Linked DNA regions of Homo sapiens: all the other regions are linked to region 1. Evidence: chromatin contacts called from ENCODE Hi-C or POLR2A ChIA-PET data. All regions are on one chromosome and are shown on one strand. The core of a region is the stretch at or near the end of the contact, and the rest is flanking DNA. Distances in the headings are between cores, read along the strand shown. Region 1 holds the start of LINC03040 (long intergenic non-protein coding RNA 3040). Region 2 holds the start of NFKBIE (NFKB inhibitor epsilon). Region 3 has its middle 17 kb from the start of MRPS18A. Region 4 holds the start of AARS2 (alanyl-tRNA synthetase 2, mitochondrial).

What was found. A loop is a pair of places that touch in the nucleus more often than their neighbours do. ChIA-PET counts read pairs that join two places held with the same protein, here RNA polymerase II (POLR2A). Pooled maps may share reads with other maps.
Region 2: a loop to region 1 is called in a pooled map, with 3 times the contacts of the local background. The contact joins the promoter of NFKBIE here to the promoter of LINC03040 in region 1. A Hi-C loop is called at or near these places in 2 of 37 single-sample maps with no recorded cell type and 3 of 50 pooled maps. POLR2A ChIA-PET finds 5 or more read pairs at or near these places in 1 of 52 experiments (PC-9).
Region 3: a loop to region 1 is called in a pooled map, with 2.3 times the contacts of the local background. The contact joins the enhancer-like site here to the promoter of LINC03040 in region 1. A Hi-C loop is called at or near these places in 2 of 37 single-sample maps with no recorded cell type and 2 of 50 pooled maps. POLR2A ChIA-PET finds 5 or more read pairs at or near these places in 4 of 52 experiments (BJ, H1, activated B cell and 1 more).
Region 4: a pooled map shows a loop between it and region 1 (6-fold over the local background). The contact joins the promoter of AARS2 here to the promoter of LINC03040 in region 1. A Hi-C loop is called at or near these places in 5 of 50 pooled maps. POLR2A ChIA-PET finds 5 or more read pairs at or near these places in 2 of 52 experiments (B cell and Panc1).

What each region holds. Positions count from the first base shown.
Region 1 is chr6:43,999,263-44,001,962 of GRCh38, reverse strand. It overlaps LINC03040 (long intergenic non-protein coding RNA 3040), which reads right to left and starts at 1,378. Exons shown (of 3, transcript NR_160956.1): 1 at 1,263-1,378. SCIRT (stem cell inhibitory RNA transcript) reads left to right here. Exons shown (of 5, transcript NR_125864.1): 2 at 847-920; 3 at 1,248-1,372; 4 at 2,455-2,700. LOC124901321 (a long non-coding RNA gene) reads right to left here. Exons shown (of 2, transcript XR_007059591.1): 2 at 2,409-2,700. RefSeq lists an enhancer at 1,122-1,271.
Region 2 is chr6:44,264,229-44,266,928 of GRCh38, reverse strand. NFKBIE (NFKB inhibitor epsilon) reads left to right here and starts at 1,378. Exons shown (of 6, transcript NM_004556.3): 1 at 1,378-1,947. The coding sequence starts at 1,583. RefSeq lists a silencer at 1,164-1,833 and enhancers at 1,752-2,251, 2,644-2,700.
Region 3 is chr6:43,703,675-43,706,374 of GRCh38, reverse strand. It overlaps the pseudogene EXOSC8P1. Among named protein-coding and RNA genes, the nearest start is that of MRPS18A, 17 kb to the right of the region's middle. RefSeq lists an enhancer at 2,486-2,700. Within about 2 kb of position 1,399, at least 8 of the 41 ENCODE cell types and tissues checked have a DNase peak (open chromatin) inside an H3K27ac peak, as active enhancers do.
Region 4 is chr6:44,312,060-44,314,759 of GRCh38, reverse strand. It overlaps AARS2 (alanyl-tRNA synthetase 2, mitochondrial), which reads left to right and starts at 1,413. Exons shown (of 22, transcript NM_020745.4): 1 at 1,413-1,679; 2 at 2,497-2,688. The coding sequence starts at 1,437. LOC124901322 (a long non-coding RNA gene) reads right to left here. Exons shown (of 3, transcript XR_007059594.1): 3 at 213-609. RefSeq lists an enhancer at 1,109-1,668.

The DNA.
Region 1 (2,700 bases), core at 129-2,628:
TAAAATATTATTCGTTGTTTATCTGATATTCAATTTAATTGGACGTCTTGTATTTTTTTTCCTGGCAGCCCTTGAGGCATTGAAATCTCTAATCCATGTCTGGAAACAGATTGATGGTTCCCGAAAGTCCAGTGGGTATGCCTCATTTGAGAGATCCCTAAGGGCAGGGTCGTGTCTCTCCCCTTACACTGGGAGTTTCCTGAAGCCCAGATACTGAGTTTCACCCTAAAGAAGGCAGCTCTGAGAGCACTATATGTGTCCCCCGTCAGACTGGGAGCTTCCTGAGGACAGGGGCTAAATTTCACCCATGAGAGTAACGCTTCAAGGTCAGTGTCTGTGACCTGTGACACTGGGGTTTCCTGAGGCATGGTCTGTCCGCTTCCTAGAGGGCAAGTCTCTCTCCTCCCTCACGTCTCACTCTCCCACCCCCACCCCACCCCAGGCTGCTGGAGGCTCCTCCTCCATTAGTGTTGCTTCCTGCCCATAGGGGGTGCTAGGGGCCCAGCGGACTGGCCTACGGATGGATGGGACCTGTTTATTGGGACTCGGGGCTTCAGTCCTTCGGGGTTGATGCACTTGAGAATAATGAGGGTGGGGTCCCCAACCTGTGAGGCTTGCTGAGGCAGTTGAGGGCCAGGTCTACTGGGGCCAGAGGCGGTGGCCAGCATGTGGGAGAAGCTCTGGGTGCTGGGTACCCACTGTTTCTTCCAGGAAGGGACAGTGTGGCCCTTGGTACAGAACATCCTGCCCACCTCCTCTCATAACCATTGAAGCCAAGCCCCAGTCCTCCACCAGCCTCTCCAGACCCCACTGCCTAACCTTTGCTTGTGCTGTTCTTTCTGCCAGAAACACTCTGTCTTCCTGCTTTGAGGACAGCTGAAGTCTTGCCACTTCTTCTGGATGCTCTGACCATCAGTAAGGTGGGCTGCTTGTGCCTGGGGGTCTTCTGGTGAAAAGAGCCCTCCATCTACTCCCTCCTTCCTCAACAACTTTGGCCACAGGGGCCAAAGAGGGGGCCAAGGTGGGGGAGGGGAGAGACAGGAACATTGGGGGAGCATAGGCAGAAGGGGAGTAAGAATAGGAACCTCCTTCCCCCCAACCCATCCCCCTGAAGCCCCTTCACAAGTCCCTTCATCCCCTCAGGGCCTCTGAACTCTTTCTCCTTGAAGCTGAGGGAAGCCCTGGAGAAGCGCTTTCCCACGGTCACAGCCTCAACAAACCCCTGCCCCCTTCTCCTTTGACTGCAGCCACCTCAGTCTCACCCTCCGCAGAATGCAGGCCCACTCCGTTGCTGAAGGGCCTCCTCCTTGGGCCAGGGCGCCTGCTTCTGCCAGTGGCATCATCACCCCACTCCTCAGCCGCCAGTCATCAGGTTGGCAATTAGCTACTTCCTCTCAGCTGCATGAGGCCACCAAACGTCACAGCCCCTCCCCTGGCCTGCCGCGGCGGGAGTGCTGGGGGCTGCCCCTACCCTTTGTAGTCAGTGCCAAGTCCTGGCTCAGTCCCCCTTCCCTACAACCTACTGAGTGCTAGGGTAATGAGCCTCCCATCTAGGGAGCTGAAAGCCTCGCTGCCTTCTCCCCGCTTCAAACCTCCTCCCCCATGTCACCCTATCCCATTGGGTGAGGACACTCCCGCTGCCTGGGTGGGGTGATGCCTGCTCAAGGGCACTAGCAGCCTGGGTGGGGCTTAAGACTCAGGTGTCTCTGTCCCCAGTCACAGGCGGTTTTCACCAGCCCCTTACCTGGGGCCCAGGAGTCTGAACTGAAGATGGTGGCAGTTATTTGGGAAGGGGAGAGAAATGGGGACTCATTCTACAGACCCCCAAACATGCAGGGGGCAGGCCCTTCATGAACACCCACATGGGCTCATTTGCCTGTGTCTAGGCACACACACGGTTACAATCTAGGCAATGTATGCTCCACTGCACTGTACCCACATGTGCCCCAGGTGGGCAAGTAAGCCCACTTGCCCAGATACCTCTCATGCCCACACATCCCTCCTCCAGGTGTGTGCATGCAAACTCACTGACATACAGTACTCAAAAAGGCAGTGAGCTTGCTGCCACACCAAAAACAAAACCGGGACCCTACAGAGGAATCTAGAAGCATGGGAGGGAAGGAGAGACCACCCCAACACTCGCTACCCCACAGACCAGGGAATCTTCCTGGGGAAGGATGGGAGGAAGTCTGCACTTCAGGGATATGTGTGGGGTACGCAGGTGGGCCGTGGTGGAAGCAGTTGTGTTGGAGTCTGGGTTGGGGGTGGAGGATGTGGATTTCCAGAGAGAATTGAAAAATTCCAACACATATAAACAAAGGCATGTGATCTTAGGCAGATCACTTAACTTCTTGGGGGCCCCAGTGACTGCATCTGTAAAATGGGAATAATGAGAACACCATTTAAACTTGGTTGTCAAATTTATTTTATTTTTATTTATTTATTTATTTTTAGAGACACGGTCTGACTTTGTTACCCCGGCTGGAGTGCAGTGGTGCAATCATGGCTCACTGCAGCCTTAACCTCCTGGGCTCAAGTGATCCTCTCGCCAAGGCTAGGATAAGTAGCTAGGACTACAGATGCGCCCCATCACGCCCAGCTAATTTTACAACTTCTGTAGAGATGGAGTGTTGCTGGGTTGCCCAGGCTGGTCTTGAATTCCTGGGCTCAAGCGATCCTCCTGTGTCCGGAATTGGTGGG
Region 2 (2,700 bases), core at 129-2,628, 260 kb before region 1:
AATAAAATGAGGTTGCAGGGGAAGGGCTGTGGGAAAGCTGGCCTCCCCCCTGCAAAACGTTGCTGTCTACACTCATCCACCTTCCTTTCTCCAATGCTGGAGATGGAAAAGCTACATGTTCCCTTGCGGATAACCCTCTAAGGGCATTGCTGGCGTTAGGCTGATAGCACTTGGAATAGTGGGGAGGAATGAGGGAATAAATCATGGAGCATGGGCTTAGGGCTCACTTGTAGTAGGGTGCTCCCACGGCCTTCCTAGGCCCAGGGACAGTGAAAGAGGAAAGATGTTTTGGGACTAAGATTGGGGCTGTGTTGGGGACCTGAGCAGAGTGCAACCCAGCATGTCTGGGGCCTCCCCAACCTGACCCCACTTCCTTGACTGCTGGGGTTGACCAGAAACTGTAACTACCCAAGGCCAGGGTTTCACCCTTTGAGGAAGAAGAAACTCCACAACCACTTTACTTTTTAGACAACAGTTTCCCTGAGAAGACGCTCTTTCCAAAAAAACATTTTCATGCCCAATTCCATGTGATGTGGGACGTTGACACAGGAGACTGTCTTCCAGGACCCAGGAGAACTGCTCCTTTAAAGATAATGGGAGTCCCCTTTCCCTACCCGTACCCCTGGGCACTGATAGGGAAAGATGAGAAAGCAAGAGAAATTGAGATAAATGGGCAGGGGATAGGAAGCAGTGCTTCCCCATCCCATCGCCTACATGCCCTCCCCCAAAGATGCCAGCTTGTACGGACAATTAATAGATATTTCTTTTAAAACAAATGAATGATCCGGGACCGGTGGCTCACAGCCTGTAATCCCAGCACTTTGGTAGTCCGAGGCAGGCAGATCGCTTGAACCCAGGAGTTCGAGACCAGCCTGGGCAACGTAGCGAGACCCCCGTCTCTACTTGTAGTCCCAGCTACTCGAAAGGCTGAGGCAGGAGAATCGCTTGAACCCAGGAGGCGGAGGTTGCAGTGAGCAGAGATCAACCACTGCACTCCAGCCTGGGCAACAGAGCAAGACTTCGTCTCAAAAAAATAAAAAATAAAAATAAAACAAATGAATTAAGAAATAGAAGTGAAAGAAGGAAACAGTACATGCGTGGAACTAATGAATGGAGTGAAGGAGGAAGGGGGAAAGAGTGAATGAATGAATGAATGAATGAGTGAATGAATCAACGAAGGAGTGAGTCAAGGCCCGGGAACCACAGACTCCAAGCCTACGCAGAGCCCGGGAAGGGGGATTCCGGAGGGGCGGGGCCTCTTTCCGGAAGCGCCCGCCGGGGGCGGGGAGGGGGCGGGGCCATCCGCGTGAGGCGACCCTGTTGGTCCGGAGGGGCGGGGCGAGGAGGAGGACCCGCTTGGGCGGTTCGGCTGCCCACAGTAACCGCTGGGTGGACCTGGCCAGCGCTCCGAACCTTGTCCTCGCTGCGCGCCGGCCCCTCGGAGCCCCACAGCCCGGGAAGGAGGCCGCCGCGGGCCGGGCGCCCGCTCTGCCAAGCGGACCCGCAACCCGGAAAGGCGGCGCGGCGGAGCCTGGAGCCGGATCCTGCTCAGACCGGGCCCCGGCCGGCCAGAGCCGCGGGCATGTCGGAGGCGCGGAAGGGGCCGGACGAGGCGGAGGAGAGCCAGTACGACTCTGGCATTGAGTCTCTGCGCTCTCTGCGCTCCCTACCCGAGTCCACCTCGGCTCCAGCCTCCGGGCCCTCGGACGGCAGCCCCCAGCCCTGCACCCATCCTCCGGGACCCGTCAAGGAACCACAGGAGAAGGAAGACGCGGATGGGGAGCGGGCTGATTCCACCTATGGCTCCTCCTCGCTCACCTACACCCTGTCCTTGCTGGGGGGCCCCGAGGCTGAGGACCCGGCCCCACGCCTGCCACTCCCCCACGTGGGGGCGCTGAGCCCTCAGCAGCTGGAAGCACTCACTTACATCTCCGAGGACGGAGACACGTGAGTATGGGGGCTAGGCTGAATCGGGATGCTAACTCTGGGCCTGCCCAAGAGCCGCAACAGGTCGGGCACCCCCACTCCCCCGTGAAGATCCTTCAAGTCCCCATTCGCTCTTCCAAACTCCAGACTTAACTCTCAGCCCACTTTTGAGGTCCAGCTAGGCCATGGAATCATCTCTGTCCTCCCATTTCGGGGTGGGCAGAGCTGGCAGGACCCTTAACCCAGCCAGCATCTTGGAAATCTACCAATAATCCACCCTTAGGAAGAGAAAATTCCCCTGACCAAGTCCAGTTTTTTTGTTTCTTCTTGCTGGGGAAGGGGACATCCTTATTTGCTCAATATCTGGGATTCCCAGTTCCTGACCTCAGAATGCTCTGTCTCAAGGAACAACAGGTGCCAGTTACAGGTTGCCAGTCGGGGCCAGGAAGCTAGGCATGGGGGGTGCCACCAGGGTGTAGGTTTGGGACTGGTCCTCAGGAGGATGGGGTGAGCCAGGCTGGGGCACTCTTGCCCCAGCAGACAGACAGGCGGCTGGCTGCCCCAGCTTACTTCCTCCTCTGCTAAGAAAGGGGAAGTGAGGGCTAGAGTCAGCGTCCCTGACATCCTCTACCTCCAGAGCCCCCAGTCCCACTAACTGTCGTGTCTCACTCCCTCACTTAACCCTTCCTCCTCCAGACCCAGATGGAGTTTGGTGGGAGTGGGCCAGAGGGCAGTTGAAGTAAAAGGCAGTTGTGTGGGATGGGTTGGCCAGTT
Region 3 (2,700 bases), core at 150-2,649, 300 kb after region 1:
TCTCCAGGAAAGCGTGCTTGAATTCTATGCTATGATCTCATTCGCCTCTCTCATTTGCCTATTATGGAAGCATTTTGGATGCCTGCACATTTGCTTTGTAAGCAGCTTTTTAAAATGTACAGTTGCCTGAAGTTGCTAGAAAGAGACTATTTTAGCAGAAGTTAAGAAGAGAAGTTATTTGAATACTAGAACTTACCCAGCTGCAACTTCCTTTGCCGTGTTTGATGACACTTTGCTCATAGCTGACCTGACTGGAGAGGAGGAACATCTGGCAACTGGAATCTTAATAACAGTAATGGAAGAGGAAGCAGGCTCTGGTGTCCTCACCAAGCAGGTAAAAGTGGGCTGACTGGAGCTAGACTCCAGGACTAGATGAACCGAGCTGTTACAAGACACAAAGCTATTTAAAATGCAATGGATGAAGTAAATAGTATGAAACCCGAAGAAATGACCACCACATTTTCAAAGCAGATTTGTAAAAATTGTATTTGTTACACTGTGCACAAAACTTTTATACTATTAGCTGGGCGTGATAGTGCACGCCTGTAGTCCCAGCTACTCAGGAGGCTGGGGCGGAAGGGTTGCCTGAGCCCAGGAGGCAGAGGTTGCAGTAAGCCAAGATCTGCACTCAGACACTGTCTCAAAAAAAAAAAAAAAGAAAATTTTATACTCAATAAATATCAAACTACATTCTTCTGAAATATAGTTCTAGTATTTCTAGATGTTTCTAGTGTTTATGGTCACTTCACACATATATTATGTACAGTGAAACCATTTTTTTTTTCCTTTTCTTTCTGAGGCAGGGTCTCGCTCTGTCACCCAGGCTGGAGAGCAATGGCTTAGGCAAACCAACCCTAGTATGTTAAACCATTTCCCTGTTATTATTTAAAAACCATAGGATTGTGCTTCTCTATAAAGTGTGTACATTTAGCAGTGTAAAATACTGACACATTAAAAAACAAAAACAGAGGCCGGGTGCAGTGGCTCATGCCTGTAATCCCAGCACTTTGGGATGCCGAGGCAGGCAGATCACCTGCGGTCAGGAGTTTGAGACCAATCTGGCCAACATGGCGAAACCTCGTCTCTACTAAAAGTACAAAAATTAGCCAGGCGTGGTGGTAGTGTGCCTGTAATCCCAGCTACTCAAGAGGCTGAGGCAGGAGAATTACTTGAACCCGGGAGGCGGAAAAGCTTGCAGTGAGCTGAGATCATGCCATTGTACTCCAGCCTGGATGACAGAGCGAGAATCCATCTCAAAAAAAGAAAAAGAAAACAAAACAAAACTAAACAAAAAAAAAACAGAAAAAATAACGAGGAAGCTCTTGCTGCTCATGGTATGCTCACTAAGTAAATACAGTGCTAAGCAAATGCTGAGTAAATACAAAGCTAGGTGCAGAATACTGTGAATGGCATATTTACCAAAGAAAGGGGGAGGGTGTGGGAGTGGGGGAAGTGAAAACATGTTGATATACATTTGCTGCGTATACCTAGAATATCTCTGGGAAACCACATAAGAATCTGGTGAGGGGAGAAGGGGAGGGAGACTTTTCATTATATATACTTTCACACTCTTAAAATTTTAAAAGGCCGGGTGCGGTGGCTCACGCCTGTAATCCCAGCACTTTGGGAGGCCGAGGTGGGCGGATCACGAGGTCAGGAGTTCGAGACCAGCCTGACCAACATAGTGAAACCCTGCCTCTACTAAAAACACAAAAATTAGCCGGGCGTGGTGGTGCGTGCCTGTAATCCCAGCTACTCAGGAGGCTGAAGCAGGAGAATCGCTTGAACCCGGGAGGCAGAGGTTGGAGTGAGCCGAGATCATGCCACTGCACTCCAGCCTGGGCAACAGAGTGAGACTCCATCTCAAAAAAAAAAAAAATTAAAATATGAAAATATACCACTACAAACAAAAATGCTTTTTAAAAATCAAGATGAGGCTTAATTCTGCCTGGAGATTTATTTGATGGTAGTCCTCACCCACTGGCCCTCTTCCGAGGGCCCCATCTCCACTCCTCTCTGGCCAGTTGTCTCAGAGATAGATGCCAGCTTCCTCAAATCTTATGCAAAATTATCACTGTCTTGACTTCATCTTCACATAGTCAAGCCATGCCTTTTTCGCACAAAGGGCCCATTGCTGTGATTTCCCCACAAAAGAATCATTTCCCCAAGAGGAACCATGCCATGTCCCTAGAAAGCAGAAAGAGTGACAGTATCCTCTGTATTAAACAGCCCTGAAGTGTTTCTGCCAGGTCTGTTTCCATGCTTGCCTCTTCCGGCCTGGATTGTGGGTCTTGAGAGCAAAAACCTGTTTTATGCATCTCTGGGTCCCCGGCTTCATAGGTGATTCCAAATGCACCACATCCCTTCTTCAATGCCTGGCACAGCATGGTTCACACAGAGGACCCCTAGTAAATGTTTACCAGGTTGAGTCGCTTTGGTGAGGTGTGTGAACATGGAGAGATAAGACAGAGGGTGGAAGTTGGGCCAGATCTGGAGCAGAGCCAGAGGGTAATTAATAAAAACAGCTCACATTTATTGAGCATTTTACTACTTGCCAGGTGCTCTTCTCAATGCCTTTCTGCATTAGCTCATATAATCTTCACAACAACCCTACCAAGCAAGTTCCATTATTATCCCCATTGTACAGATGAGGAAACTGAGGCACAGAGCGACTAAGAAACAGTGTGTTGTTCAAATACT
Region 4 (2,700 bases), core at 164-2,663, 310 kb before region 1:
CCCAGCTACTCAGGAGGCTAAGGCAGGATAATTGCTTGAACCCGGGAGACAGAGGTTGCAGAGAGCCGAGATTGTGCTATTGCACGCCAGCACAACAAGAGTGAAACCCCATCTCAAAAAAATAAAAAAGTCATTAATCACACAGAAATCCCCAGCTGGCTTTAGCTTTCTGTTCCAGAAACACTGGAAAAACCAAAACAGGCCAAACACACTTTCAAAACAACACCTTTAATCTATGTGGGCAAAGGGAGAAAAAGGGGATCATGGAATAGGAGTTATAGGTGCTGTCAGAACACAAAGTTAAGAATTTACTATCACTATAGAAATTCAAGTCCAATGTAGATTCCGCAGAGAAACTATGTATACAAAGACCCCAAATAACTTAACACACACAGAATCGTGGCTAAAAGAGACCACCCTGATGGCTAAGGCCTTCTCGGTTATTACACTGACCTCAGCTCTGGAACCTCTATTGAGTTTTAGCTTTGGCAGATTCTCTTCTGTCTTCCCAATCTGTTTAATTTCCCAAGCCAAGGGCATCATGAGAAGCCCCATGAGCACCCTGATTGCATCCACAAGGGCCTGTTGGCTTCAGGGTCACAGCTGTTACTATGGAAAGACAGAAGGGAGAGGTAGAACAGGTATATCTCTTATCCTAAACGAAAACACACAAAACCTTAGGGCATTAGAAGGCTTAGAGAGTGAAATCTCTGCAGCTATTAGCCAACAGCTTCCTCCTGCCTTGACGACCTGGATTCTCTCTGATCCCCAGGCAAATGAGAAGACCAAATGTTAGGCAATTAATAATATAGCAGATGCTGTTTGGCTTCTGTGTTCTCCTATAGACTCCTGCTTCACGGGCAAAAATGGCCGTGTCTGATGCCAAGGTCCAAGGAAACTGGCAAATGCCTAGAACAGTGCCTAGCACATACTAGGTCTTCAATAAATATTTGTTGAATACCTCTTGAATGAATGCTGATACTCCCCTGTCACTCTCTGCCTTCTTCCCTCAGCCTGGAAAAACACACACAAAACACACACACACACACACACACACACACACGAAGTTGAATCCACACCTGTTTATTGCAACCCCATCTGTAACTTTGCAAAACTAATAAGCACAACAGCAATTACTGCTAGAATACGGATTTCAGTGGGCAGGGCATTTTGTCAATTTTGTACCCTAAAAGCCCAAAACAATGCCTAGCACATAGTAGGCTCTCAATGAATATTTGCTTAATGCCGAATGAATTAAGAGCCTACTATGTGCCGGGCGCTGTGCTAGACTCTGCCAGCGACCCAATCGATCGCTTCCACCCCGGCGGCAGAGGCCGCCCCCTGAGTCCTCCTACCGCCAGGGGCCGCTGTAGGAAACGCCTGGCTTCCTTCCCTCGTCACTCTTTGACCACGTAAAGTCACTGCCCGGAGCTACGATGGCAGCGTCAGTGGCAGCTGCAGCCCGGAGGCTGCGGCGGGCCATTCGAAGGTCGCCCGCATGGCGGGGCCTCAGCCATCGGCCGCTCTCATCGGAGCCCCCTGCAGCCAAGGCCTCGGCCGTGAGGGCCGCCTTTCTGAACTTCTTTCGGGACCGCCATGGCCACCGGCTGGTGCCCTCCGCTTCCGTGCGGCCCCGCGGCGACCCCAGTTTGCTTTTTGTCAATGCGGGCATGAACCAGGTGAGGGCCGAACCATACTGATAGGGAGCGGAGTTCGTGAGTTTTCTGGTGAGAAAGACGCTGCAGGATTGGGCAAAAGAAGCGAGAGGCGGAGTTCGTAGCTTTTGGGGAAAGAGGGCGGTGCTTGGTTGGGTAAAGTGATGGGGGTACGGCGCTCAGAGTATAGGGAGGGCTTGGGGAGGGCTTGAGCTGGGAACTTCTGGATTGGGATTGAGTATTAGGTCCAGAAATGGCTGGAGTGGAATCCCGAGGGAGAAGTCTGATTTCATTTATTCGTTATTTAAATAAAGATAACGCTTTCATTAAATGTTTATTGATCACCTATTGTTTGCTGAGTACTATTCTCTAAGGTTTTGGTTTTTATCAACCACTCATCTTTTCTAGACTTCATTGTCCTCATCTGTAAAATAGGGGCGGCATAAGTTAACCTTAGAGGCCGTCTGGGCTCCCTACTAAATGAGTCTCAGTTTTGTTCCCTGAAGTTATTGGGTGTGGTTGAAGAAGCTGAGACGGAGGATGCCACCTTTCAGCGTCCCATTTCCAGCTCCCAACACATTCCTCCTTCTTTTACCTTGCCTATTTTACTAGGCAGAGGGTCTCCGGTTCATGATTTGTTTACCTCTTCTCTGCTCCCCACACACCAGAGATGGCTGTCCCGAGGCTCCCAGTTTGTCCTCATAGACCAAGATTACACTGCACTCTCAGGGGCACAGTCAGCCTTCGGTCTGAACAGCCATCCCTATCCTCACTCCCCACATTTCCCTTCTACTGAGAAATTGGATATCCCTCTCCCCCTCCCCACTCTATGTGCTTCCAGTTCAAGCCAATCTTTCTGGGCACCGTGGATCCACGAAGCGAGATGGCAGGCTTCCGACGTGTGGCCAACAGCCAGAAATGTGTGAGAGCTGGAGGACACCATAACGACCTGGAAGATGTGGGTCGAGACCTTTCCCATCATACCTTCTTTGAAATGCTTGGCAATTGGGCCTTTGGGGGTGAATATTTTAAGGTGAGTCTCTGG